2 separate regions of the Homo sapiens genome follow, and region 1 is linked to region 2. Evidence: chromatin contacts called from ENCODE Hi-C or POLR2A ChIA-PET data. All regions are on one chromosome and are shown on one strand. The core of a region is the stretch at or near the end of the contact, and the rest is flanking DNA. Distances in the headings are between cores, read along the strand shown.

Evidence for each region. Hi-C counts contacts between places; a loop is a spot of excess contacts on that map. ChIA-PET counts read pairs that join two places held with the same protein, here RNA polymerase II (POLR2A). Pooled maps may share reads with other maps.
Region 1: a loop to region 2 is called in a pooled map, with 3 times the contacts of the local background. The contact joins two enhancer-like sites. A Hi-C loop is called at or near these places in 1 of 168 maps with a recorded cell type or tissue (K562) and 7 of 50 pooled maps. POLR2A ChIA-PET finds 5 or more read pairs at or near these places in 4 of 52 experiments (GM12878, T-cell, WTC11 and 1 more).

The regions. Positions count from the first base shown.
Region 1 is chr1:234,325,329-234,328,091 of GRCh38, forward strand. No RefSeq gene overlaps it. Among named protein-coding and RNA genes, the nearest start is that of MIR4671, 20 kb to the left of the region's middle. RefSeq lists an enhancer at 1,254-1,423. Within about 2 kb of position 1,448, at least 5 of the 41 ENCODE cell types and tissues checked have a DNase peak (open chromatin) inside an H3K27ac peak, as active enhancers do.
Region 2 is chr1:234,494,132-234,496,831 of GRCh38, forward strand. No RefSeq gene overlaps it. Among named protein-coding and RNA genes, the nearest start is that of TARBP1, 16 kb to the left of the region's middle. RefSeq lists an enhancer at 1,004-1,213. Within about 2 kb of position 1,265, at least 10 of the 41 ENCODE cell types and tissues checked have a DNase peak (open chromatin) inside an H3K27ac peak, as active enhancers do.

The DNA of each region.
Region 1 (2,763 bases), core at 198-2,697, 170 kb before region 2:
GTTACCTCCACTACCCTGTTGAGGCTCCAAATCCCAGGGAGACAAACAGATATTTCCTTTGTAAGCCAGGACACGAAAAAGTGGGGAAGCCCTGCCTTAGGGTAGATTCATCTTATTCTCCCATTGGGCAAAAATGACCATGAAAACCCAAAAGAGTTGAGAACATGGACTCAAAGGGATATGTGCACACCCACATTCGTGGCAACACTATTCACAACCAAAAGTGGAAGCGGCCCAAGTGCCCATTGACAGAAGAATGGATGAAAAAAATGTGGCATGGCCATACAGTGGAATATTATTCCACTTTAAAAAGAAAGAAAATCTGAGCCAGGTGTAGTGGCTCACACCCATAATCCCAGCACTTTGGGAGGTGGAGGCAGGAGGGTCCCTTGAAGCCAAGAGTTCCAGACAAGCATGAGCAACATAGTGAGTCCCTCTCTTTACAAAAATAAAAATTCAAAAATTAGCTACGCATGGTGGTGCATGCCTGTACCCCTGGTTATTCGGGAGGCAAGAGGATCCTTTGAGCCCAAGCGTTCTAGTCTGCAATGAGCTATGATCACACGAGTGCACTCCAGCCTGGGCAACAAGGCAAGACCCTGTCTCAAAAAAAAGAGGAAAAGAGGAAGAAGAAAGAAGAAGAAGAGGAAGAAGAAGAAGAAGAAGAAGAAGAAGAAGAAGAAGAAGAAGAAGAAGAAGAAGAAGAGGAAGAGGAAGAGGAAGAGGAAGAAGAAAGAAGAAGAAGAAGAAGAGGAAGAGGAAGGAGCAGGAGGAGGATGGAGGATGGAGGATGGAGGATGGAGGGGGAAGGGGGAAAGAATTCTGACACATGCTACAATATGTTGAATCTTGAAGACACTGCTGGGTGACATAAGCCAGTCACAAAAGGACAAATGCTGTCTGATTCCACTTATATGAGGTTCCTGGAGTAGTCAAACTCATAGAGACAGAAGTAGAATGCTGGTTGCCAGTGGCTGGGGAGAGGGGAAATGGAGAGTTATTGTTTAGTGGGCATATAGTTTCAGTTTGCAAAGATGAAAAAAACCTGGTAGCGATTGTTGAACAATGTGAACGTACTTAATGCCACAGAACTGTACGCTTAAAAATAGTTTAAATGGTAAATTTTATGGCACGCGCATTTTATCGAAATTTTTAAAGGGACTATGAAGGGTAACGTGTATGAAATAAAATGGTTAGAACTCTCTTGCGGTCCTTTCGATACATTCTAAACCTGAGTTGGGGTTGCGGGAGGGGTAGGTTGAGAGATTTCTTTCCAGAAAGAAAACAGCCACAACCACAACACCTCCACTCCCCACCGCGCCAGAAGGTGGCCAGCACGGGGATGCGCTGCGGCAAACCTAGGAGGGACCCAAAAGCAGAAAATCCTAGAAAAGAGTTCCTGCGGATGGAACAGCGGGGCGGCTCTGAGATGCAGTCTGTGTCCCCGCTCAGCTGGGGAATTGTCTGCCCTCTAGAGGCGGGTCTGGGTAGCAATTAAAGAATGTTTCTCTGGGCTCCTTTAAAGAGGAAAAGTGAAGCCAAGACGGAGGGTACAAGAGAGGAGACCAGGACTTCCGTCTGCTGCTGATGAAAGAGGCAAAAAGCTCTGGGAAATCTCTGCTCTCTCCTTTCTTTCAGAATGTGATCGTTTGGAGCTAGAGGGCATGAAGTGACCTGCTGGCCGCCTTGCCACACCAAGTCAGAGCCGTCCCTAAGAACCCACACCTGCCGTACAGACCCTGAGCTCCTGCTCCTCTTGAGCCTTCAAGGATAGAGTTAGGCAGGAGGAATTCATGGCCAGAGACTTACTACCCCATAGAACAGATGTGTTTCTAAATCTAGCCAAGGTTGCATAACATGGAATTCTTTATCTTCAATTTTGAAAACAAATGGTTTGTCCTAAAATTAGAATGTGGTGGTGGTTGCACCATTCTGTGAATATACTAAAACTCAATACACTGCATAATTAGATGAGTGAATTTTATGATGTGTGAATTATATCTCAATAAAGCAGTTTAATTAATAAATGGTTGCCCCACAAGCTGATTTTTTTTTTTTTAAGAGATAGGGTCTCACTGTCGCCCAGGCTGGAGTGCAGTGGCACTATCTCGGCTTGCTGCAGCCTCAACCTCCTGGGCTCAGGCAATCTGCCTCCCTCAGCCTCCCAAGTAGCTGGAACCATAGGCATGCGCCACCACACCTGGCTAATTTTTTTATTTTTTTAGAGACAAGGTCTTGCTATGTCGCCCAGGCTGGTCTCAAACTCCTGCACTCAAGTGATCTTCCTCCTTGGCCTCCCAAAGCTCTGGGATCACAGGTGTGAGCCATCGAGCCCAACCTCCACAAAATGATTTAAAATTTCTTTATGGAAATCTCATAAGCACAGAGGACATTTGTTGGGTTGTTTGTGTTCTTGACTGCCCAGCGCCTGATCCCTCTTTGAAATAGCACCTTGCTCTTGCTGTGGAAGCTGAAGGGAACAGAATCTCCATTTCGGATCCTCCCACAGCACAGGAGAGGCGAGGAGGGTGTGAACTGGACTTGGCTCTGAAGCAAGATGCCAGACCCCAAAGAACAGCCGAGAAGGTGGTGCTGACTGGCCAGCTCCTGAGGGCCCTGCGGGGCCTCTGGCCTCTTCCCACCATAAAGGTCCATGGTTCCGGCCCTTTTGCAAACAGATCCTTTGGACTCACAAAGTCCCAACAGGCCTTCCAATCAATTCTCTTTTGTCGAAGACAGCAGGACACCATTTCTGTCGATTGA
Region 2 (2,700 bases), core at 15-2,514:
AAGTACATTCATATTGTTGTGCGACCATCTTGCAAAATTGAAACTCTCTGCCTATTAAAAACTAACTTCTGATTCCCCACTTCCCCAACCCCTGGTGACCACTTTCTCTCTCCTCTATGAATATGACTCCCCTAGGTACCTCATATTAGTAGAATCACACAGTATTTGCCCTTTCGTGACTGGCTTATTTCACTTAATATAATGTCCTCAAGGTTCATCCATTTTGTAGCATGCATCCGAACTTCCTTTCTTCCTAAGGCTGAATGATATTTCATTGTATGTGTGCCATGTTTTGTGTATCCATTCATCCATCAGTGAACTCTCGAATTGCTTCCACCTTTTGACTATTATGAATAATGCTGCTATGGACATGGGTGTACAGACAGACAAGGCCCTGCCTGCAATTATTTTGTAAATATACCCTCAAAGGCTTTTTCTTGAATCCTGATTCTGGGAATTACACTATACTAAACACTATGGGGGTTTAGAAACCTAACTATGACAGTCTCTGACACCCCAAAGAGACAGGAAAATGCCCCCACCCCTCTCTCTGCAGCTTTCAGTGGAGTAAATAAATAAGTGGTGACTGATGTGATTAAAAAGACAGAACTAGTTAACAGGACTGGGTAAGATGCTTAGGTCAAGTCAATAAAAGATGAAGAACCACTGGAGGGTTTTTGTTTGCTTGCTTGCTTGGTAAATTGGTTGGTTAGTTGGTTGTCTGATTTGTTAAAAAATTAAATTAAGTTAAACATAGAAGCACCTGAACTGAATTAGGCTACAGAAAAATCCCACCAGAGTCCATATGTAGGATGAATTGGAGAAGGAGGGGAAACTGGAGACAGAGGGCCTAGAGAGGAGGCTGTGGTAATAGCCCAGACAAGAAAAAATCAGGGTCTTAAATGACACCGTATCAGTGGCCATGGAAAGAAAGGACTCTTTCTTTGAGGTTAGTGCCCATTTGCGATTGGTTGACCCTGATTTCAGCAAGATCTGGTCTCTGAGCCCACAATGTGCCTCTACCTTCTGGACTGTCAGCCTCTGTCAGAGGTAGAACATTTCTTCCCCTAGGGGATCCTTCCATGAAGAAACATCTCCATCTGCTTCATCTCCTGCTTCCTTGTGACCAAATGAAATCCACCCAGGAGAGCTCTGCATCACACACCAACGGTCTCAGGGCTGTTTCCAGCAGCAGCTTTGAAGGACAGCTTCTCCGAGCAGGAACTCCCACTGGGCAACTCAAGAAGCCTCTAGGCGACTCAGTCCCTTTAGCTATTTTTAGTGTGCCTTTTACATTCAGAAACTGGAAACCTTCTGTACAAACTCATTTTTTTTCTGCTTCCCTCAGGCAGAAAGTTTCAATCTTAAACCTTCATGCTAAATGACACAATGTTTGAGAATTTAGCTTACTTTCTTTCCTCATTGTTACCGCACTATTCATACCTCTAAGTATGCAAAGAGCTCTGAATCTTACAGTTCCGGCTCAAGCAGCAGTCAAATTGCAATGAATGAGGTCTCTAACTGTATTAAGACCATGATGTCAAGCTGGGGGTGGGGTGGGGAGGGTGTGCAAAACTATACAGTCATTGAGGGACACAAACTTCAACCTCCACCTCCACCCCAAACACACTACAAAAAGTAATGCCTTAAGCTTGAACATGAGCACCGTGTAAGAGGTCCTCACGTCCAGAGTTTGTCCTAAAAGATCTTTCTTTCCTTTCCTTTCCTTTCCTTTCTTTTCCTTTCCTTTCCTTTCTTTTCCTTTCCTTTTCTCTTTCTTTCTTTCTCTTTCTTTCTTTTTTCTTTTTCTTTCTTTCTTTCTTTCCTCTCTCTTTTCTTTTCTTGTTTTTTTTTTGTTTTTGTTTTTTTTTTTTTTTTTTGAGATGGAGTCACACTCTGTCACCCAGGCTGGAGTGCAGTGGCATGATCTCAGCTCACTGCAACCTCCTGCTCCCGGGTTCCAGCGATTCCTCTGCCTCAGCCTCCTGAGTAGCTGGGACTACAGGCACCCGCTACCACACCTGGCTAATTTTTGTATTTTTTAAGTAGAGGCAGGGTTTCACCATATTGGCCAGGTTGGTCTTGAACTCCTGGCCTCAGGCGATCCGCCAGCCTAGGCCTCCCAAAGTGCTGGGATTACAGGTGTGAACCACCACACCTGGCCATAAAATTTTATTTTTTAAAGAGCATTCTTTAGGAATAGGATATAACTAGCTTAAAAAAAAATCTACTTTAACATCTTATTTGCTTGGTACTATTAAGAATTCTAGAAGAAATTGAGCCATGTGACAGTAGAAACATTAATGTTTCATGTTCCATTTACTTTTTTTTTTTTTTTTTTTTTTGAGACATGCTGGAGTGCAGTCGCATGATCACAGCTCACTGCAGCCTCGATCTCCTGGGCTCAAGCCATCCACCCACCTCAGCCTCCCTAGTAGCTGGGACTACAAGCATATGCCACCATACCCAGCTGATTTTTTTCTTTTTTTTCATAGACCTGAGGTTTCTCCATGTTGCCTAGGCTGGTCTCAAACTCCTGGACTCAAGCAATTGGCCAGCCTCAGCCTCCCAATCATTTACTTTTTCTTACTTGCAGTACCCACTGCAGAAAGTCAGACTACTAACAAACGTCTATAATTGGCTAATCTCTGAAGTACTGGAAAAACATCCAGAAGAATAGGACATGAAGCTGACAACACG